Linked DNA regions of Homo sapiens: regions 1 and 2 are each linked to region 3. Evidence: chromatin loops called from intact Hi-C (ENCODE). Cell type or tissue: PC-9. All regions are shown on one strand.

Region 1 (8,000 bases), 130 kb before region 3:
GGTGGTGCGCACCTGTCATCCCAGCTACTTGGGATGCTGAGGCAGGAGAATCGCTTGAACCTGGGAGGCAGAGGTTGCGGTGAGCCGAGATGGCACCATTGCACTCCATCCTGGGTGACAGGGTGAGACTGTGTCTCAATAAATAAATAAAAGACTTTTGGAAAGGTGGAGACTCTAGACTGCAGGAGATGTGGCCGCCCCGAAAACTGGCTGAACTTTGTTAAATACAACTCATGATTAGAGGAATGAATAGTGCTGTGTTTTAACTTTGTAAAATACAACTCATGATTAGAGGAATGAATAATGTCAACTCACATCTCTGTGACTAGATGCAGGCTTCTTAGGATATTTGTAACTTGAAGAAATCTGGAAGGACCTCATTCTCTAATTGCCCATTTTCCCAATTTGCTTTACAAATCCTTCTGTGGAAAGTCTTTTTGAAAATAGCATTTTTGCTCCCTCTTAGCCTCTGGGGTTCTGAACGCTTTGGCAGTGACCATTGAGAATCACCCTGCCTTCCATCAGTTACCTTGTATCACCTTATAAAAGTCATTTGGCCGTTGCAGTGGCTCACACCTGTAATCCCAGCACTTTGTGAGGCTGAGGCCAGCGGATTGCCTGAGTACAGAAGTTGAAGACCAGTCTGGGTAACATGGCGAAACCCTGTGTCTACAAAAAATACAAAAAATAGCTGGGCATGGTGGTGCACCTGTAGTCCCAGCTACTCCGGAAGCTGAGGTGGGAGGATTGCTTGTGTCCAGGAGGCAGAGGCTGCAGTGAGCCGAGATTGCGTTGTTGCACTCCAGCCTGGGCGACAGAGCCAGACCCTGTCTCTAAATAAATAAATAAATAAGTAGATAGATAAATGCCATTTGGATTTCTGAAAGCAAGGTTTGTCTTTTAAATGTCAGTTGGATTTCCGAATGTTGGATTCTTAAAGTTCTGAACATGTAAAGTATAGGCCACTGGATCTCAGAGCTTTTTATCCAGGTGCCCAGAGGCTGAGAAAATGCCCCATAGGTTCTATAAAGGACATGGATCCTGACTTCATACAGGTCAACAACTATGTTACTGTGTTTTTATCTGGTTTAGAGGATGGGAAACCCATCAGTGTTATTATGCCTTCATTCAATTATGGAAGAAATCGGTTGAATACCAGACTGCCCAATGAATGTAGTTTCTGTATATTTTCAGGCTTTTAGACTGATCTGAAGTTGTGCCTCTATGCACGAATGCTGCTTCTTCAAAAGGTGCCAGTGGCTGGGGGTCAACTTTGATGTGGCCTATAAAGTTCCTGGCCCAGCACTTAGGCCTGCCTTTCAGGACATAACCTCTCAGCTGGATTTAAGAAATAGCATCTCTTTCAGTGTGAGGCAGCGGCAGGAATGAAGTGTGTTCGTGTCCGTGTGCTGGCGCTTCGTATGTACATTTTTGTTGCGTCTTTAACTTAGAAAATCAGTAGACTTTATGAGTATCAGAGGATAAATGTACTGCAGAGGATGAGAAAATATTTAGCGTTTTTGTGGTCTCTCTTCAGCAGTGCCTCCCTCTTTCCTGGAAAAGGGCATTGGTGACCAGAGAAATTGTGATTCTGTTTGCATCCTAGGCCACCATGGAGTTGACTTATGTGTAGACTGGCCATAGCCCAGGGTCATCCCTCCCCTCTCTGTCTTGTTCTCAGTTGCTTGTCATCATTTCCATTCAAACACTTGAATATTCCAGATCTGGGATAGTGGGCAGATGGTTTCATGCTATTCAATATTCTAGTAAATATCTTTTCAATGGTTACCTGTAGTCAGTCACATTGTCAGAATTCTCACTTCAGCTATACGTGTGACAATCCCTTGGCTCACACTTAAATTTAACCCAGTGCTTGTAAACTGTGGAAATTAAAGGACCTAGTTGATACCAAATGTCCGTTATCTGGAGTAGCCTCTGTCGGTAGCTGGATGCCTTCATTTGATGTGAAAACAATTGTGTCATAGTTGAAAATAAAAGAATGTTTTTCAGCATGTGCTGTTGCTGTGTGCTGGATAAGACTTTTATAATTAAAAATTTCCCCTGAATGTCAATACATATATGGTATTCATTTTATAGTGGACTATGCTGTGTTACTTTAGAGAGGCTACTGCTGCAGAACCATCAGAAAATATCTGTTTCAGCCCCAATTGGACATGACTCTCGGGTATGCTGTTGTTTAATAATCATTACATTAGACGGTTCAATCTTTATCCAAAGATTGGACATTCTCATTGCATACATTTGAGGGTTAATAAAACCAAGCTCAGGCACTTCGGTATTCTTTTAAACTCTGAATGATGTCCCCTGTAGAATGTGAATGATTTCCAGCCCGTGTTTACCATGTCCTAAAACACGCATATTTATGGGTGCCTACAAGATGGCACAGAATGAATCAAAACCATAATCTCTTAAAAAATATGTACCACACTGCAGTTGTGCTTGTTGATAATTTAAAAAGCACGTTTACATGTGGTGCGCCTATTCTAGGTCTCCTTGATTTCCTTCTTCCCTTTGTACCACCACTCCATGGGCTGTAGCATCCTTTAAGTATGGAGGCCCTGCTCCATGTCATAGTAACCATCAACACACACTCCCATCCCCAATTAACTGTAGTTTGCAAAATTATATATGTGTTGCATTGTAGAGGCTCATTGGCATAAGTATTCCTGTAGACAAACACTTATTAAAATCTAGAGGTCTTCTTTTTTGTATTTTGGTGGCACTATTTTATTTTCTGAGATCTCAAACTTTTACACTTTCATGGCCCTTGTGAGCTCAGACCCCCTTATTCTGTGCCTGCAGAGCCCAACGCAGGAACCGTCCCTGTTGTTGGCCTTGCATTGATGGTGGGCCTGTCCTGTGTGGGGTGCAGTAAATGTGAGTCTTCCTGCAGCCTTCTTGCTTTCATCCAGAAGCAAATTTGGTCAAAACAAGAAGCCATCTGCTCCTCTCTTGGGGATGCCTGTAGCAGCAAGTCAGGATTTTTATCTCCTTGGATTGCAACATTCAGGGCCTTCTGCGTGGTAGATCCCTACTGAGCTTTGGGGCCAGCAAAAGTCTAGATGGGTATGATTAACTGGTGAGGAATTTCAGAAGCCAGATGCAGTTACTGTTCCAACCATGAGGCTTTTCCAGTCACATTGAGTCAATGCTAAGGCATTTTCCTGGCATACACTTTTTTTAACCCTTCCTAAAATCACAAAACCAAAGGGTTTTAACCCTTTGAGTTTGAGATCTCAGAAAATAAAATAGTGCCACCAAAATACAAAAAAGACCTCTAGATTTTAATGTGACCACAACCTTTTTACCTTTTTTAAACTTCAATTTAGACTCTATTTTTTTTCTATAAATGATTCTGTCTGTAGTAACGTTTATCTATCTTTGCATCTTCCGACTTTATTAATTTTTCTTCAACCCACAACTTGATCTAAGTCTTTTTCTTGACCATTTGTAAGGCTTCTCATTCTAATGTGTTTTAAGGATTTCCTTTTATTTTTACCTATTGCTGACACCCTTCTTGCTAGTGCTGTTTTGTCCACCTATACTGAGGTACACCATTGATTTTAATTTTTTTTTCTTCTTGTTTTTAAGACTGGAGTCTTGGTCTGTCCTCCAGGCTGGAGTGCAGTGGTGTGATCTCAGCTCACTGTAACCTCCGCCTCTTGGATTCAAGCAATTCTCGTGCCTCAGCCTCTAAGTAGCTGGGGTTACAGACATGTGCCACCACGCCCAGCTAATTTTTGTATGTTTTTTTTAGTAGAGATGAGATTTCACCATGTTGGCCAGTCTGGTCTCAAACTCCTGACCTCAAGTGATCCACCTGCCTTGGCCTCCCAAAGTGCTGGGATGATAGGCGTGAGCCACCGCGCCCGGCCCTGATTTTAATTTGGGGCATATTCCACTTGACTTTAAAAGGTCGCTTTGTTCTTTACAAAACTTTGCACTTCGTAAAAAGTGTGTTCTTTGATGAACTTGTCTATTCTTTTCTGAAATTTTCAGCATTGACTTTATGGTAACTATTAACAATCAGTCTAATTTTTTGTTACTATTTATTTTTTACAGCATCAATATATAATTTATGTGGAGAAGTCAATGAACAGACTTGGCATTTTTAAGTGATTCTATACTCCAAATACTGGTCATTGAGAAAAGTTTGTTTGAGAGATGATCATAGGGGAAGGGGTCGCATGAATATTGTATCGTCTAATGTATTGAAGTTTATTTTTATTTTTATTTTTATTTTAGTTTTTTGAGACGGAGTCTCGCTTTGTCGCCCAGGCTGGAGTGCAGTGGCCCGATCTCGGCTCACTGTAAGCTCCACCTCCCGGGTTCATGCCATTCTCCTGCCTCAGCCTCCCAAGTAGCTGGGACTACAGGTGCCCACCACCATGCCCGGCTAATTTGTTGTATTTTTAGTAGAGATGGGGTTTCACTGCGTTAGCCAGGATGGTCTCGATCTACTGACCTCGTGATCCGCCCGCCTCGGCCTCCCAAAGTGCTGGGATTACAGGCGTGAGCCACAGCGCCCGGCCAAAATATTTTAACCTGAATTTTTGGTGTTTGAAGAGTGGTTTTGAGCGATCTACACGCTGTTAGATTTAGATTTTGCTGCATAGAACAGAAAACCTAAAACTAAAATGGCTTACGTGAGAGAAAAGGTTAACTCTTCATATGTTAAATTCCAGAAATGGGTTCTAGGGCTGATCTGGTAGTTGAGGGGTGTGATCAAGTTTCCAGATTTCAGATATCCAAAATACCCTGATTTTATCATTACACATTGTATACAAATATCAAAATATCACATGTACCCCCAAAATATATAATGTGATTATATGTCAATACAAAACCATTAAATATCCCAAATACCCCGATTTTATCATTACACATTGTATACAAGTATCAAAATATCACATGTACCCCCAAAATACATAAAATGGTTATACATCAATACAAAAGCATTAAACATCCCAAATACCCTGATTTTATTATTACACATTGTATACAAGTATCAACATATCACATGTACCCCTAAAATATATAAAATGATTTTACATCAATACAAAACCATTAAATATATGTTAAAAAGATTTCAGACTCATCTCTCAGCTCTTCCTTCCACAGTGTTGGTTTCTGTGGAAGGGTCCAAACAGCGGCTGGAGCTCCAACTGTCTTTGTCTAGCAGCAGGAGGAGGTAGGGAAGAACAAAAGCTTTCTCAGAAGGCCATGCAGTATTTCAGCTCATATTTTGTTTTCTAGCACCTAGCAGTGGAGTTATGAACATATTTTAGTGGAACATATTTAGTGGAACATAAGCATTGGATGTGAGGGTAGCGGTGGTGGTGGTGAAAGTTGGTCCAGAAAGACTCCCACATTTCTGGCTGGGCGATGGGGTGGATGTGGTTCTAATCTCTTGGGAGGGAGCAGAGGAGAAAGAAGGTTCGGGTAGGTGAGAAAGGTAGTGATGAGCTCACTTGGGGAAATGTTGAGTTTGAAGGACATCCTGTTGGGTCAGTTGTAGACCACTATGTGCATGAGTCTGAAGCTCAAGAAATAATCTAGTGGGCGCTAGAGTGTAGACAAAGAATCCTCAGTATCCCAGAGGGCTTTCAAAACCCTTCAACTGGATGGGTCTCCCAGCAAGTGCACCAAGACTGAATTGGTGAGCGCCAAGGATGACAGCCCCTTGAACCTTTGGAGGAAGTCATGGACAGAGGGCAGAGGAGAGGAGCTTAGGTTGGGACTTGGAGATGAGAAAGCTAGGTCTAGGGAGAATTAAAGGGAAGCTGTGACTGGGGAGTAAGCTCATGATAAGAAACAGCTGTGTTTTCTTTAGCTTCATTTTTGCCATTCGGCTATTATTTTTTGGTATTATGGAAACATCGCAAACATGAACATTCTAACTTTAGAGGTGGGCAGGCAGGAGATAATCAGAAGGGCGCCACAAGACCATGTAATCTGCTCAAGAGGGAGCATTTAAGTCTTTATTGTCTTATTTAATTTTTATAAATCCCCTCTCATGTAAAGGTATTATTATCCCTATTTTGTACTTGTGTAAAAACAGGCTCAGAGGTTAGGTTACTTGCTGTGTGCCATGCAGCAGAAAGGGATGGAACTCTTGCTTGACACCCAAGCACGTTTTTTGGAGATGTTCTCTGTGGATGTTGTGCCTTGGCACCACACCTCCTGGGGAGTTTAACCTGTGTGTCCAGAGTTTTTGACCTGGTACGTGCTGTGTAGCAACCTGTCTCTTTGCTCTCAGGCAGAATACATAGAAGAAGGAATTAGAGTTAAGAAACAAAAAGACTATCTTGTTTCCCAATCTTAAAAAGTTCCCATGTGACATTGTTTTTCACTGATAATATTGTTGCAAACCAAAAAGTTCCTGATTAATCTTTGCAATATCCTTTAGACCTGAATCACACTCTCATCTGATCATAGGAACTGAGTCACTAGTGAAGTACCTTCATCTAAGACTCTGGGCAGGGGTCAGTCAAGTTTTTCTTAAAGGGCCAGATAATAATAAATACTTTAGACTTTCCCAGCCATGCAGTTTCTGTTGCAGCTCCTCAACTCTGCTCTTGAGTGTGAAAGCACTTGCTGATAATAGGTCAATGAATGGCCATGGCTGTGTTCCAATAAAACTTCAGGTAGCCCAGTATACTCACCTCTCCTCTAGAAGAAAAGACGAATTCTAGAATTTCTAGCTCATAATCTGGCAAGTAAAATCATCTGACAAAATCATAAAATAATCAATTGGTTTTTTTTTCATTATTTTCAAAGTTCAAAATATTTAGTTACTTTAAAAAGGACTTATCTCTGTAATGATTATTTATTTGTTTATTTGTATTTACTTTTTTAAGACAGGGTCTCACTCTGTCACTCAGGCTGGAGTGCAGTGGCGTGATAATGGCTCACTACAGCCTCACCCTACTGGGCTCAAGTAATTCTCCCACCTTAGCCTTCCCAGTAGCTGGGACTACAGGCGTACGCCACCATGCCCAGCTAATTCTTTGTATTTTTTGCAGAGATGGGGGTCTCACTATGTTTCCCAGGCTGGTCTGGAACCCCTGGACTGAAGTGATCCTCCTACCTTGGCCTCCCAAAGTGCTGGGATTACAGGCATGAGCTACCATGTCTGGCTTATAATGATCTTTTACAAGTGTAATGATGGTTTTAGGAGAACAGATGCACAGTATGACATTAGATTCCCCACTTTCTTCTCTATTTTGTTTCTTTCTGTGTAGTCTTGCTGGAATTCTGATTAATCATGGTCCTTCCCAATCTCTCAGAATGACCCATATCTTTCAGAACTATTGTCTTAATCATGAAGACCCTCAATTACCAAATTGAGAAGTTTATGTTGCTTTGACCACCATCTGTGTGCATCCCGATACCTGGGGTTACAGACTGGAATCTGTGATCAAGGGAGAGCGTGGATACTTGCTTTATTAACAAATTTACGTGTGTTTTACTCACCAGTGATGAGAAGACCACCGACACATTCAGGAGGCTTTATGGAACAGAGAAATCCTTCAACATTAATTACTGTATCTAGTGTTTTTTTTTGTTTTATGCAAAAGATGTACGTAGCTATTTTGGAAAAGCATTATAAGTAGAACTTGCATGTTGATAGCTTTAGGATGTGTTCAGATTACAAATCTCCATTTGTACTATACTTGAGTTTTTGGTAATTTGAACTAGACTAGATCTTTAAGGGAAAAAATATATATATATTTTTTCTCAGAGAACAAACCAGGAAAACTTTAGCATCTTGAAGGTAAATTAGTGTTGATTATGACAAGTGAGAATAATTAATTTGCAAATAGTCATAAGCAGATTATCTTTTTAGCAGTTAGTTCTCATTTATTTGTAATTGAAAAAACAAATATCTGCTAACATAATTGTAATTCATCTTTTGTGTTCATTTTTAAAGTGCCTGTTCCTTTCCAGACAAGCTGCACTCATGCATGGCAGTGTTA
Region 2 (8,000 bases), 58 kb before region 3:
GTGGGTCTTTCCCATGCTGCTCTTGTGATAGTGAATGGGTCTCACATGATCTGATGGTTTTAAAAATCAGAGTTTCAGCTGGTCACGGTGGCTCAGGCCTGTAATCCCAGCACTTTGGGAGGCCTAGGCAGGTGGATCACCTGAGGTCAGGAGTTCAAGACCAGGCTCTAACATGGTGAAACCCTGTTTGTACTAAAAATACAAAAAATTAGCCGGGCATGGTGGCACACGCCTGTAATCCCAGTTACTTGGGAGGCTGATACAGGAGAATTGCTTGAACCTGGGAGGTGGTTACAGTGAGCCGAGATCATACCATTGCACTCCAACTTGGGCAACAACAGCAAAACTCCATCTCAAAAACAAAGAAAACAAAACAACAGACCTCCTTCTTTCCTTCTTTTGTAAATTGCCCAGTCTTGGGTATGTCTTTTTTTTTTTTTTTTGAGACAGAGTCTGGCTCTGTCGCCAGGCTGGAGTGCAGTGGTGCCATCTTGGCTCACTGCAACCTCCACCTCCTGGGTTCAAGCAATTCTCCTGCCTCAGCCTCCCGAGTAGCTGGGACTATAGGTGCCTGCCACCACACCCAGCTAATTTTTGTATTTTTAGTAGAAAGGGGGTTTCACCACATTGGCCAGGATGGTTTCGATCTCTTGACCTTGTGATCTGCCTGCCTTGGCCTCCCAAAGTGCTGGGATTACAGGCGTGAGCCACCGTGGCCGACTCTCAGGTATGTCTTTATCAGCAGGGCAAAAAGGGACTAACACAGAGATCCTGCCTCCAAAAAAAAAAAGATATAACTGCTAAATTGTGAAAGGGATCTTGAATTAATAATAAGTCTGAGATAGCGTAAGATAAAATATTTAACTGGAAAGTATTTTTATATCTTATCAAGTAATAAAGCATTAAGGATGCCTGCCTGCTAGGTTGAATATTCCCCAACAATCAACTGATGAATTGGATTAATCCAGAAGACTCCAGCACATCTATTGGGAGATGGTCAGAGAGGTTGCCTGCTACTAGCAATTGAATTGGAGATCAAATTACACTTGTTAGACAGGATTAGTATTCTGTGTTCTATCATCGATGTGACTTCTGAAACGAAACTGTCGCAAACAACATTGAAAGATACTAGAATAGTAGAGAGTGTCACCTGGATGACACCAAACACAAATCAAGACCACTTAGAATATAAGAAACTGGAAGAAAAAAAAAAAGAAAACCCGAAACGAAAACCCCCAAACATAACATCCTTAATTGAGGTCATGTTTGTTCTAATCATGCTCATTTGAGAAGCTTGTAAATGAAAAGACAAGAGACTTCCTACTAAACAGCTGTTGTGGTTGAATTAAGGAGATAAGTGGTGACAAGCAACACTCAATTGCCATATGAGAGCAATACACAGATTGGGGTAAAACAGCCAGAATTAGGGTGGTTCCTTAGGAAGGGTGTCAGATTACCTCTGAGTAAAACCAATTCCCAGGTGAATTTTAAATCTGTTTATGTGGAAAACCTGGTTACTTAAGTAGTCTGTACCTACCAGCACTAGCTCTTTTAGTAGATGAAGTATCTTCAACTAAAGAATTATTTTACTCATTATTTACCTAAATAAGTCTTACCCAGATGGAGGAAAAATTAATTTACTTCACCTAGAATTTTACTACTCTGAGATTGATGATGGGTGCCCCATCTAAAGATCCATTTAGCTAAATGCTCATGTGTGTCTGTGCAAAAGACACTATAAATAGGGGTTTTCATATTTCTGTGTCAAAGAGAATCAACTATGAAGGAAGAGTTATTTATTTATGTTTATACAAGGCAAGCTGTTTTTAATGAAGTCTCTCTTGGGGATCATGAAACAGCTCTACGTGGCCCAAACAAATGATTATTGCTGACTCATCCTGGCCAACGTGGGCCCTTTTTTTTTTTTTCTCTCTCTCTGTCGTCCAGGCTGGAGTGCAGTGGCACAATCTTGGCTCACTGCAACCTCCACCTCCTGAGTTTAAGTGATTTTCCTGCCTCAGCCTCCTGAGTCGCTGGACTACAGGTATGCGCCACCATACCCGACTAATTTTTGTATTTTCAGTAGAGCCGGCATTTCACCATGTTGGCCAGGCTCGTCTTGAACTCCTGGCCTCAAGCGATCCACCCACCTTGGCCTCCCAAAGTGCTGAAATTACAGGCATGAGTCACCACGCCTGGCCATGGGCACTTCTTTCCTCCCTTCTCCGTCTTGTTACTTTGTCTCTAAACCATAGTTCTCCATTTGTGTTCTTGGTAGCATGAGTATCACCTGGGAACTTGTAAGAAATGCATATGGTTAGGCTCATCCCAGACCTGTGGGATCAGGAACGCTGGGGCAGAGCCCAAGGATTTGTGTTTGCTCTCATCAATGTACATGACTGATGCATGCTCAAGTCTGAGAATCAATGCTCTAAATCAGGGGTCTGCAATCTACGGCTTATGGGCAAAGTCAGCTTCTTGACTGATATGGTACAGCTGGTGAGCAAGAAATGATTTTTATATTTTTAAACGTTAAAAAAGGGGGAATAGTATTTCATGAGAGATGAAAATTATATAAAATTTAAGTTTTAGTGTTTGTCCATAAATACAGTTTGATTGGAACATAGTTCCACCTATTCACTTATAGCTTTGCACTACAACAGCAAACTGGGGTCATTGCAACAGAGACCATATGGCCCAAAGGCCTAAAATACTTATTATCTGCCCCTTTACAGAAAGAGTTTGCTGACCCCGCTTGAAATCCTTTGTTCCTTCATCCTCCTCCTCTGTCTCCATGCCCACCCCCCCACACTCATTCCCATCTGAGGCCAGGACTCAGTCTGTGTCATTCGTTGTCACTGATAGTCTCCCATCTTCTTGGAACTCAGGGTCAAAGAGATTGTTGACCTTCACTTTAGCATCGTGTGCAGGGAAGCAAAGAAGCCTCGATTTTCATATGCAAACTGGATTTACTGGTGTCTGTCCAGAGGGAACATTACCCCGTGTAGCTTGCATTCACATTTTTGCTTCAGGGTTGAGGGCATGTATTTTCTTAGCATTTGATTATGGATCTGTTTTTAGAGGAACATGCTGTGGGGCAAAGGCCGGCCTGTTACTGTTTGTTCTGTCTAGAATGCTTTGGCATGCACACGGTAGATTATTGCAAATTGTTGAAATGAATATTTGTGGTTTAGGAACTCGTTAGTTGTCATTCTAGATGAGGTTATGTGTCTGTCAACTTCGGGTTCTCACTTCCTGAAAAAGATCCTCTCCTAATGTTTCATGAATTAAAGGCTCATACACACACTGCAAACTGAAGCAAGAAGTATGAACGCAATTGTACTGCCTGTGGCAAGACAAGATGCTTCTGCCCTGCAACCATCAGCTTCTTTCTGGGACAGTATGCTTATTTGCTTAATGCTAGCATAACCACCACTGAAACTGTGATCTGTGTTAAAATTAATCTTTTAAATCACTTAATAATGTGCTGCAGGAGCGGCCAATTGTACATGGACTACTTAAGTGAACTACTTTTAACATGAAGAGGAATATTTCATTTTGATTTTAATTTCACATTAATTTAGTTATGTGAGTGTCTGACAATGACACAATTTCACTTATTTTTCCCTGGGGAGATGTCAATGAATTCTCAATTTCCTTCCAAGGAGCCAGTCTTAGAATATTTGTGTGGTCTGTTTCATTGCTTTCCTTTTCCGTTCTAATAGGGCCAGCTGGGCTTTGACTCAGTGTAGCCGAGTGGGGGTGGAGGAGGGGGAACTGAATGTGTGTGTTTGTGTGTGTGCACGAACGTGTGTCTTATAAGGAGGGAAGGACTGGCTTGAGTTCCGGATTCAGCAATAAAGGGTGTAGAAGAAACAGCACTATGGAAATTTCAAATGGCAACAAATACAAGTGGAGGTCTACAGTTCAACAAAAATCACGGTTGATTATTAGTAAAAATTTTGTTTTAGACAAAATTTTCTCTCTACAGAGAGCAACTTTCTGAATGTGCACAGTGAGAGGCAGGAAACTGTTTTACTTCCTTGTTGCCTGGGACGAGAAGAAGAAGGCAGTGTCAGGTGAAGAGATGATGGGAAGGCGTGAGTAGTTTGGGAGGAGAAAAGATGGCAATACTGTGAAAAAGGCCTTTGTTGTGTTTATACCAATGACCTTTTATTCTTGCAAGTTTTTAATGAAAAAATTTAAAGATACAGAACGTTGAAAGAATAGTCCAATGAATACCTGTATATGCACCCGACTAGATTTAACAGATTCTTAACATTTTCTTACTTTTGCTTTATCCACCCATCAATGTATCCATCCGTCCATCCATCCCTTGTCCATCTGATATATCTCTCTCTCTCTTCATCCATCCCATTCCATCCATCCAAACTAGGGAGACTGAATAGTGCCCTAATTAAGAACCAGAAGAAGGCTGGGTGCGGTGGCTCATGCCTGTAATCCCAGCACTTTGGGAGGCCGAGGCGGGCGGATCACAAGGTCAGGAGGTCGAGACCATCCTGGCTAAATCATGAAACCCCGTCTCTACTAAAAATATAAAAAGTTAGTCGGGCGTGGTGGTGGGCGCCTGTAGTCCCAGCTACTCCGGAGGCTGAGGCAGGAGAATGGTGTGAACCCGGGAGGCGGAGCTTGCAGTGAACCGAGATCGCGCCACTGCACTCCAGCCTGGGCGACAGAGCGAGACTCCGTCTCAAAAAAAAAAAAAAAAAAAAGAAGAATGGTTTCTGCTCTTGATCTTCAGAGCAGAAGGATGTCTTTTTTTAGACCCACAAAAAGGGGGGTTCCATAAGGGAAGTGAAAGATGAAGGTGACTTTTGTGTTGTGATCTTTATAACAGATTCAATGGGAAGCTAAATGTCTGGCAACGATGATTACTGAGATGAAGGAAGGCAAGGACTTTCATTTGACTGAGTGACCATAACCATGAACCAACCTGAAAATTCGTTGGTATTAGAAAGTAGAAGAGTAAAGCAGATAGATAATTTTATCTTAAATTGTTGAATTTTATTACCAGGTAATACAGAAAATATTAGACTTCTTTTCTGGGGGGCAGGGTGGCGGGGGGGACAAAGTCTCACTGTGTTGTCCAGGCTGGAATGTCGTGCAGTGATCTCAGCTCCCTGCAGCCTCTGCCTCCTGGGTTCAAGCAATTCTTGTGCCTCAGCCTCCCGAGTAGCTGGGATTACAGGCATGCACCACCATGCTGGGCTAATTTAGTAGAGATGGGGTTTCACCATGTTGGCCAGGCTGGTCATGAACTCCTGACCTCAAGTGATCTGCCAACCTTGGCCTCCCAAAGTGCTGGGACTACAGGCATGAGTCACTGTGCCCGGCCAGAAAATAGTATCCTTTTTTATGTTTGTTTTCTCAGTTTGGTTTACTAATACTATCCAAACCTCAGGGTTTTTATGTATTCAGGTAAGAAAATGGAAAATGAAGACAGATTTCCAAGTACACTTCCCCCAGAGTGATTCCATAGTGACAATAGGAATACATGAATGGAAAATTCGCTTAAAAAAGAAGATGTTGGAATTATCCCTTTTATTTCAGTCTCTTAGATATCGCTTCCATGCACGTGCTGAAAACGCAGGTCTCAGGATCCTGCAAAGAACATGGCCTTGTTTCCTCCCGAGTGGCTGAAGACAATTGTAAGCCACAACACTCTCAGCCGTATCAAATCACAGGATATGGATTTTATGGATCTTTTAATTCTTACTTCAGTCTTCCTTACAAAATTTCTTAAATATGAATGGAGAGAAAGTCCGTGTTTCAAAGTAATGTGATTTTGTTTACCACTTAGAAACAATTAGTGACACGTCCTTCAATTCTTTCCTCTGCCTCTTTAAAAGTGCTATTGAGAAGCAAGGAAGCAGGACAGGACAGGCAAGACTGCACAGATAAAGAGGACGGAGCATGGCCAGGCATGGTGGCTCATGCCTGTAATCCTAGTAGTTTGGGAGGCCGAGGTGGGCAGATCCCTTGAGCCCAGGAATTTGAGACCAGCCTGAGCAACATAGCAAAACCCCATCTCTACAAAAAACAAACAAACAAACAAACAAAAAACAAAACGTTAGCCGGGTGTGGTGGCAGGTGCCTGTCATCCTAGCTACTCAGGAAGCTGAGGTGAGAGGATCACCTGAGCCCAGGAGGTTGAGGCTGTGGTGAGCCCTGATGGTGTCACTGCACTCCAGCCTGGGTGACAAAGTGAGACCCTGTCCCCAAAATAAATAAATAAGTAAGCAAATAAATAAATAAATAAATAAAGAGGATGGAGCAGCTTCTGACCTTGGGCTGCTCCGAAGCCCTCCACCACACATCTAGCTTAGCTCAGTCCAGTGGAGCATTAGCTTATCTTTGTGCACTTCAGTGGAATATGCCCCCTGTCTGGCCTGGTGTTGGAGAGTCTTTGGCATCAGGATTTACAAACTCCTCCATCACCATCAACCATCTGTAAATTCTTTGCTTTCGATTGTACTCTTGCTTCTATTCTTCTGCTGACATCTTGGTCAGGGTCCTCAATTTCAGTCTGCTCTGGCTTGGTATTCTGTTAAAATTCCAGCAAGTTAGAATACTGCCTCTCAACTCTCCCCAAAGTTGTCCATGCTGTGTGTGGCACTCCATCAATCCCCCTGAAAACCACATAGCTCAGATGGCCTTGTACTCAAAAGCATAGAATGGCCCCTATGGTGGGTACAGAGAAAAAGTCCTAACCCCCTATTTTTTTTCTATGGCCCTCAATTCCCCATCCAACTTTATCTATCTCTTACAACTCACTAATAAGAACCCCTCTGCCTTGGTTATATTCATTTATAGTTTGTAACTCCCTGAATGTATCACACTGTAAACATCAAAGGCAACAGAAATTATTATTTTTGTAATGAAATCTCGGGGAAAGTGTTAAAGATAAACACCACTGGATGTAGCAAACTTACTTAAAGTTTTAATAGCTGTTATAATTCCATATGAACCTGGCACAGTCCTTATTATAATGAACTTTTTGGTCACAATAGGTGGTAAGACAGAGTGTGTGACTAAATCCCTCCCACCTGGAAGCAGATCATGTTGTGTAGGAAGCTTCATCTTCATATGATGACTTCCTTCAATTTTTCTTTCTCTGTCCTCTTCTTTTGAACTCTCCTTCTTGACATTTATTTATTTATTTATTTTATTTTATTTTATTTTTTTGAGACAGAGTTTCGCTCTGTCACCCAGGCTGGAGTGCAGTGGTGCGATCTCAGCTCACTGCAAGCTCCGCCTCCCGAGTTCACGCCATTCTCCTGCCTCCGCCTCCCGAGTAGCTGGGACTACAGGCGCCCGCCACCGCGCCCGGCTAATTTTTTGTATTTTTAGTAGAGAAAGGGTTTCACCGTGTTGGCCAGGATGGTCTTGATCTCCTCGTGATCCGCCCGCCTCGGCCTCCCAAAGTGCTGGGATTACAGGCGTGAGCCACCGCGCCCGGCCGTTGACATTTATTTTTAAGAGGGTCTGCAGTCCCATGTTCCTGAATGTTTGCCATCCTCAGAACAGCTGGGTTTATTTTGATTGATGTCCATTGCTCATCATGCAAATACATGATTTTCAATCTGATGAATGTTCTGAGGGTTGATTATGCATGGGTGGTCTTGTCCGTGTCAATTCTGGTGGCTTCCCACATTCCCATGCTTATTACTCTAGAGTTCACTTTGCTCACTAATTCTAATCCCTGCATTCCTTTATTCTTAAAATCCTTGTGATGAAATGAGTACTTTCGAATTCAAATATTATATATTTATATGTTTGAAATTAATTTTACTGGCCAGGGGCGGTGGCTCACGCCTGTAATCCCAGCACTTTGGGAGGCCGAGGCAGGCGGATCACGAGGTCAGGAGATCGAGACCATCCTGGCTAACGTGGTGAAACCCTTTCTCTACTAAAAATACAAAAAATTAGCCGGGCGTGGTGGCGGGCGCCTGTAGTCCCAGCTACTCGGGAGGCTGAGG
Region 3 (8,000 bases):
ACCCCACAACAGGCCCTGGTGTGTGATGTTCCCCTTCCTGTGTCCATGTGTTCTCATTGTTCAATTCCCACCTATGAGTGAGAACATGCAGTGTTTGGTTTTTTGTCCTTGCGATAGTTTGCTGAGAATGATGGTTTCCAGCTTCATCCATGTCCCTACAAAGGACATGAACTCATCATTTTTTATGGCTGCATAGTATTCCATGGTGTATATGTGCCACATTTTCTTAATCCAGTCTATCATTGTTGGACATTTGGGTTGGTTCCAAGTCTTTGCTATTGTGAATAGTGCCACAATAAACATACGTGTGCATGTGTCTTTAGAGCAGCATGATTTATAATCCTTTGGGTATATACCCAGTAATGGGATTGCTGGGTCAAATGGTATTTCTAGTTCTAGATCCCTGAGGAATCGCCACACTGACTTCCACAATGGTTGAACTAGTTTAGAGTCCCACCAACAGTGTAAAAGTGTTTCCATTTCTCCACATCCTCTCCAGCACCTGTTGTTTCCTGACTTTTTAATGATCGCCATTCTAACTGGTGTGAGATGGTATCTCATTGTGGTTTTGATTTGCATTTCTCTGATGGCCAGTGATGATGAGCATTTTTTCATGTGTCTTTTGGCTGCATAAATGTCTTCTTTTGAGAAGTATCTGTTCATATCGTTCACCCACTTTTTGATGGGGTTGTTTTTTTCTTGTAAATTAGTTTGAGTTCATTGTAAAATATTACAATTTAGATATATGCCAGAAATTATATCCTTTGCAACTGCAGCCATTTAAACCAACAATAAAGAATTTTAGATGTCAACTTAAAAATGTATTAATCAAAAGTTTGAAGGTCTTAACCACTGGCTAACAATGTTTTGAGTTGCTATTGGAGGCGTTATATAATAGGCATATTTTTTTTCCTTCCAATGAGTTCTTTGTTTTTAGTTTATTCACATGTTTAAAATATTTTCATCAATCTTTAGTCCTATCACAATGGGGGAACGTGGACACTTTTACATGCTGAAGGACAAGAGCTGGTAAAGAGGAATCTATGGAAGATACAGATAAGACAAAGGGAGCATTGATGGCCCAAAGCCCTGGAGAGGGGAGGAGCAGCAGGGATGCATCGCTGGGAAATGTAGCTTGGACTGAAGAACGTGAAGAGGCAGGCCGGCCTTTTTCTCTGCCTCTGGTGGGAAGGAAGTGAGAATGAAAGTGGATGTTACTAAGTTTGATGGTGATGGTGGAGATGGCAGAGTGGAGTTTTGTTTAGCTAATACAAGGCAAATCGCCTCAATTTGCTTGCTGAAGGAAGAAGTTATTCTTTTTTCTTTTGTTTGAGGGTGAATTAAGCAGAATTTGAGTAGTCAGCATGCAGCATGCAAAGGTTTGGGACTGCCTCCTTTAGAATGGGAGAGGAGTCTTTAACCAAAGTCTACCAAAAGATTTTGAGATGGTGCCCAGGGTCCGGTTGTCTCCTGACTATGACTATTTATATGTGAGTCAAATGTTGGGCTTACTCCTTGACAATGAATTTTAATTTAATTTTGCTTGTGAGACAGAATCCTGCTGATTTGCAATTCCCCCTCCCTGCTAAACTGCTGATCTCTGACCATTTTTCTAGAAGTTGATTCTCTCAGGATTTAGACAACTTCACTGTTTTCTTCTTCTTTCTGTTACAGCAGGAAGAAGAAAATGCAGAGTCTAGTTTGTGTCTGGTGCTTATTCTCTACTGTGAATCAACCCCAAGCCTTCTCTGGTCCTCAGAGCTCTGCATCAGCCTGTTTAAATGCGAGAACCAGAGGGACCCTGGGAGTCACTAACCGGGAATTTGTGTTGTGATGTAGGAAGAGGTGGCTGACAGGACCATAGGCAGGTCCCAAGCTAACATCTTGTGTCTCAGAGTTTATTCATAGACTTTAACAATGGATGACGTCAGGGATCAAAACTGCGCTGCTATTTAAATTGTCTAGTATTTGCAATGCCTAGCAGACTATGCCCTGAATATTTGCTACTACTGTTTAGCCTCTTAAACATCACCTTGCAATGCCCTCGTCCTGTTTTCTTTACCTAATTTACCCCTTTCTTCTGAACCATGCTCTATGCCAAGGATTCGCAACAAAAGTTAGCACCAAAATTAAAGTAATTAACAGCATAGCTTCCCCATCACTCAGGGGCTCATAAACAAAAACTGTTTCCTAGGTCTTGGCTTAAAAATCTTTATCTGAGGGTTTTTTCTTTAATTAAAAAAAATTTGCACCTGGTGTTATTTTTGGTTGTGAGCACAAACATCTAATAAGCACTTTCAATCAACTGTGTTAGATTGACTGTTTCTCATCCTGTTATTATTTGTTTACATCTGTCTCCTATATTTTATTCTCTCCAATGTTATAATGGGGGCATATCATGGTGCCTAAAAACCATACAATGTGGATCATATTCTTTCTGATCATAATAATCCACTTTTAGAGAAGTCTCATGAATCTTATTACTTTGAACCATAGGCATTTCAGGTGAGTGGTAGGTTGAGTTTGATTTAATTTTGTAATGGGCTACTCCATCAACTTGCAGCTGTGAAATGTCGGCTAACCCCCATCTCCCAGCTCCCTAAAGGAAGGGAGCCTAGTGTGGGAGCTCCAACTTGGATATGGCTTTGTGTAGGAGTGAAGCTGTTTTGCCCCCTGGGACAGACTTCCTGAGAGGAAAGTCTCCCTCACCATCTCTTCTCCATCCACCCTTCTTTTGTAGTCTCTGGCCTTGGAAATAAATCTGAACATGCTCTCTCTTTCTCCTCCCTCCCTCCCTTCCTCTCCCTCTCCCTCCCCCTGCAAGACCATGTGAGTGCAAATCAAAAGCCACAGATTCCCGAGTGCAGGAAATGTAACTTAATTTATTTTCCAATAATGGAATTTAATTCCTATTACATACCTTCATTTTACCAGGCAGCAAAACCTTTAAGTTAATTTAGTCCCCACCCACCCTCCTCATTTTTAATGGGGTCCAGCCTCATTTCCAAGGAGCTTTACCTGGTGCCTCTGCCTCGTGGGGATGGGAGGGGGTCTGGCTGTCCCTGTTATCAATCCGCAGCACTCATTTCTGCCCGCCTGTTGGTCATTAGTTCATTCAGATAATGCTCCGGGTCCTCTGGCTCTAACAGTGGACGCCTGCCAGGCATGACCTCCAGAGAAATACCTGCATGCCTCCCGCAGGGCTCCTAGATGGACGTCCTGTCTGGGTAACCACCCTATTGTGCTCCTCGCTCACTGTGCTGAGTCACTGGGATTTTTTTTTAAATGTAAACAAAGGTTTTTTTTTTTTTTTTTTTTACTTTAAGTTCTGGGATACATGTGCAGAATGTGGAGGTTTGTTACACAGGTATACACGTGCCATGGTGGTTTGCTGCACCTATCAACCTGTCATTTACATTAGGTATTTCTCCTAATGCTATCCCTCCCCCAGCCCCCCACCCCTGACAGGCCCCAGTGTGTGATGCTGCCCCCACACCCTGTGTCCATATGTTCTCATTGTTCAACTCCCACTTATGAGTGAGAACATGCGGTGTTTGGTTTTCTGTTCCTGTGTTAGTTTGCTGAGAATGATGGTTTCCAGCTTCATCCATGTCCCTGCAAAAGACATGTACTCATCCTTTTTTATGGCTGCATAGTATTCCATGGTGTATCTGTGCCGCATTTTCTTTATCCAGTCTAACATTGATGGGCATTTGGGTTGGTTCTAAGTCTTTGCTATTGTGAATAGTGCCACAATAAACATACATGTGCATGTGTCTTTATAGTAGAATGATTTATAATCCTTTGGGTATATATCCAGTAATGGGATTGCTGGGTCAAATTGTATTTCTAGTTCCAGATCCTTAAGGAATCACCACACCATCTTCTACAATGGTTGAACTAATTTACATTCCCACCAACAGTGTAAAAGCGTTCCTATTTCTCCACATGCTCTCCAGCATCTGTTGTTTCCTGACTTTTTAAAGATCGCCATTTTAACTGGCATGAGATGGTATCTCATTGTGGTTTTGCTTTGCATTTCTCTAATGACCAGCAATGATGAGCTTTTTTTCATATGTTTATTGGCTGCATAAATGTCTTCTTTTGAGAAGTTTCTGTTCATATCCTTTGCCCACTTTTTGATTGGGTTGTTTTTTTCTTGTAAATTTAAGTTATTTGTAGAGTCTGGATATTAGCCCTTTGTCAGACAGATAGTTTGCAAAAATTTTCTCCCATTCTGTAGGTTGCCTGTTCACTCTGATGGTAGTTTCTTTTGCTGTGCAGAAGCTCTTTAGTTTCATTAGATCCCATCTGTCAATTTTGGCTTTTGTTGCCATTGCTTTCGGTGTTTTACTCATGAAGTCTTTGACCGTGCCCAAGACTGGGTCTTGCTCTGTCATCCAGGCTGGAGTGCAGTGGTGTGATCTTGGCTCTCTGCAACCTCCACCTCCTGGGTTCAAGCGATTCTCCTGCCTCAGACTCTCCAGTAGCTGGGATTACAGGCACCCATCATCATGCCCAGCTAATTTTTTGTATTTTTGTAGAGAGAGAGTTTTACCATGTTTGCCAAGCTGGTCTTGAACTCCTGACCTCAGGTGATCTGCCTGCCTCAGCCTTCCAAAGTGCTGGGATTACAGGTGTGAGCCCCTGCGCCCGGCCGGCTTTGGGATCTTATGGCTTTCCCAGGATGTGTATGGGTCCTTCCAGGAAGAGGGTGTAGGTTTCAAGCCTATCAGTGCTCTTTTGGGATTGGAAGGAGAGCGGCTGGGGCTTAGGGCTTCTTCTTAGTCACCCATCAGCTCTGAATTGTCCTCGTCTCCTCTGAATCTTTCTTTCCCCTCTTTCTTCTAATTGAAGCAAACTTCATCTCATCTTCAGGAGAGAAAAAAGAACCTCTGCCTGATATGAAAATTACTTCCCAGTGTTTTTAGGCTGGGGCCCACCTAGGCTTTTTAAACTCAAACGCTGAGGGTAGCAGCCTGCCTCCTGTCCCTCTGTTCTTTATGCCATTATCTTTTTTTAAAGAAATTTTTATTTTTTGAGATGGACTCTTGCTTTGTCGCCCAGGCTAGAGTGCAGTGGTGTGATCTTGGCTCACTGCAACCTCTGCCTCCCGGGTTCAAGCGATTCCCCTGCCTCAGCCTCTCAAGTAGCTGAGATTACAGGCACTCGCCACCATGCCTGGCTAATTTTTGTATTTTTAGTAGAGACAGGGATTCCTCCATGTTGGCCATGCTGGTCTTGAACTTGTGACCTTACATGATCTACCCACCTGGGCCTCTCAAAGTGCTGGGATTACAGGTGTGAGCCACCATGCCTGGCCCCATGATCTGGTCTGATTGTTCTCCACAGCATTTTCATCAACTGGTACTTTAAATTTTTTTAATTTTCTAGTTATTTGTTCATTGACTTCTCCCTACTAGAATACAAAAGTCAATAAAGATAAAGACTGGGTCTAATTTATTCACTGCTTTATTTTCAGCACTTAGAACAGTTTCTTGCACATACATGGGGTCAATAAATGTTCGTTAAAAAAAAAAAGTGAATAAATGAGTGGAGTTGATGATCTTGTCCTTTGAGTTATTCCTTTCTTGAGGCAGTGGAAGTGGCCTGAGCTGGGGAAAGGGCTTTAGAGCCACAGATCCCAGAAAAAAAATACGTCGATACTATCTCACGATGTTTCCCATTACAAATAGGCACCAGGTAATAACTATATGATTTATAGGCTTATTATGAAAATGGGGTTGTTTTCCTAAAGGTAGAAGCATCTCTGCCCAGTTCCTTCGAGGCAGATATATTTCACTTTCTGATGTGTGTGCCGGAAGGCCCTTGGTGATTTGGAATGTAGCACGATGTTTTGTCTCCAGATAGCTCAGTAGAGATCGTTTTTTTTTGAAGTTACTTTTTTTCATCTTACTTATTTAGTTACTACAAAATTGACTAAAGTAAGTAGAGATATTCTGTTCTCAGTCATATTCATGTGTTCTAGCTGGAGTCACTGCAAAATCCTTGTTTACATTTTTCTTGGAAACTCTTGATATGGCTGGTTGCAAAACCACTGTGGAATGCAATAAAACATGGAAATGAAGACACTAGTGGGAAATGGACTTGTAGTTTATGATGTTGTTTTCTTCTGACAAGAATACACGTATAGATAGATTTATTTTTATAAGACTAACGTATTTTTTCTAAGCTGCTTTGTTCTAAATAGAACTGTCGCTCCTACTTTTTTTCCCCCAAATCTGAACTGAGTATGAAAGAACAGAACTATTTTGAAAAGATTTACTGACTCACCGGTGTATCCGCAGTAGAGATAGCAGACGCCAAAGACATCCACTGGGGAAAACCTGTGAAAATTCATAAGGTCACAAGTCTTTGTGCAGATTCTCTTGGGTTGCAGAGAGGAGAGATTTGGAATTCTCTTTGAAAGTACAGCTTAGTCATAGATCACAAGCACCAGCAAGACTAATATTTTAAATTATATGTTTATTCTTGATACTGAATGATTATTCTGCACCTAGGGAATTAATGTCTTTGCAGTCATTTAAAAATACTTGACAGTAACAGACCCTTCTCTACCAAATGATCACGAGGGTTAGATATTGGGGGGTTGAAAGTATAGCTCATTTTTGCAGATTCTTGTGTGTTTGAGGACCTATTTCTAAGAATTACGCTTTCCACATAATTCAAGCCCTAGTCAAGCTTTTCCATTCTGATAGCTTTCAGTTCAGATGTTCCTCATTTTATGCAGTAGCGCTCCTTTGAAAATGCAACTAAGCTAGACCATCTTTTAAATGTACTGAAAGCACTGGCTGTAATAAATCACGAAAAGCGATATCTTCTCCAAACTGAATCACTACCACTAATGTAGCTGACTTTTAAATTTGAATTCCCTGAGGTTTGGCTTAAAGCTTGGCTTTGGGCCAAGCTGCCATTAGGAGATTGTGCGGCTAACTCCAATACACTCTGTGTAATTGCCCTCAGGCTTCTAAATGGTCCCAACTAAAGGGTGAGACACATTTTTTATATAATTTTGTAGTCAACAAAGACACAGTATGGAAATTGTATTACAATTTCCACTTTACATTAGCTGTTGCTGCTTGTGTGCATATAAGAAAAGTAATAATAAAGGTATAATTAAATTGGAGAGAAGAGTGTATTTCTATCCTGTTGGTGCTTATCCTATTGTAGAGAAAGTGAGAATAAGATATAATCTGGTAATGTGGCCACATGGGTCATGACTCTTTGACCACATATACATTATATGCTTGAGGCCACGTTTCTCATCCATTTTCCCTGTTCACTGTCAAATGGAACAATTTATGAACGATGTCTAAGAGCTGGTGGAAGGAATGTATTTATTACAGGGTCTCTGCATCTTAGTTCCTGCTATATGGTTTTGTGGCTCATAAAAGAATGCAGACTTGCCCAAAATATCATTTGACTGTAGGTGATGACTGTCAGTACTACTCTTAGAACTAAGGGGCTTTCTCCTGTTTCCCTGGAATGTGGACAAATTATTTCCCACTGAGAGCTAAACTTTGAAATCATTTCATATGAGATCAGAACTCTGAAAAAACACAGAACTCTTCAAAAAGAAAAAATTACACAGAACTCTCAAGAAAGAAAAAAAATGGCCGTTAGGACTTTCTAACCCAGTGAAAACTGTCTTTCATTAGCTGTGTTACTACCATCATCCTGAATGGAGGTGGAGCCCACTCAGAAGCTTGACTAAAAGGAGAGTCACAGGCAGACATGGTATTACCCGTCTTAGCCCTCCGTCTTAGCCCTCTCTGGGGGAAGTTAGTTTAGCCAAGAAACCTCAAATATTAAGGACTCCAACTGATGCCACTGTCTCTGTTCTAGAGACTGTAGCTCAATAACATGACATTTCCAGTTCATCGTATTCATTCTGTTCTGATTCCAGTTTCACTAGGCTGCATACTGAAGCTAGCTCTTCCTTTCTTTTACAGGTATACACCCATTTCTCAGTTCAGTGA

The links. A loop is a pair of places that touch in the nucleus more often than their neighbours do. Peaks named below come from ENCODE experiments on the same cell type or tissue, not always from the same donor. Only the 100,000 strongest peaks of a DNase experiment are listed, where the experiment ranks them.
Region 1: a loop joins it to region 3, with 10 times the contacts of the local background. A loop is called at or near these places in 2 of 110 quality-filtered maps.
Region 2: it touches region 3 in a loop (5-fold over the local background); 2 of 110 quality-filtered maps call a loop at or near these places.

What each region holds. Positions count from the first base shown.
Region 1 is chr5:17,246,351-17,254,350 of GRCh38, forward strand. The region is part of intron 1 of BASP1 (brain abundant membrane attached signal protein 1); the gene reads left to right. Among named protein-coding and RNA genes, the nearest start is that of BASP1, 33 kb to the left of the region's middle. In PC-9, no CTCF peak of the experiment used is centred here; DNase peaks (open chromatin) are centred at 3,071 and 6,381; H3K27ac peaks cover 2,246 bases.
Region 2 is chr5:17,313,944-17,321,943 of GRCh38, forward strand. No RefSeq gene overlaps it. Among named protein-coding and RNA genes, the nearest start is that of LINC02111, 69 kb to the right of the region's middle. In PC-9, no CTCF peak of the experiment used is centred here; a DNase peak (open chromatin) is centred at 3,188; H3K4me3 peaks cover 418 bases; H3K27ac peaks cover 1,488 bases.
Region 3 is chr5:17,372,440-17,380,439 of GRCh38, forward strand. LINC02111 (long intergenic non-protein coding RNA 2111) reads right to left here. Exons shown (of 3, transcript NR_033975.1): 3 at 6,467-8,000. Among named protein-coding and RNA genes, the nearest start is that of LINC02111, 11 kb to the right of the region's middle. In PC-9, no CTCF peak of the experiment used is centred here; a DNase peak (open chromatin) is centred at 3,232; H3K4me3 peaks cover 475 bases.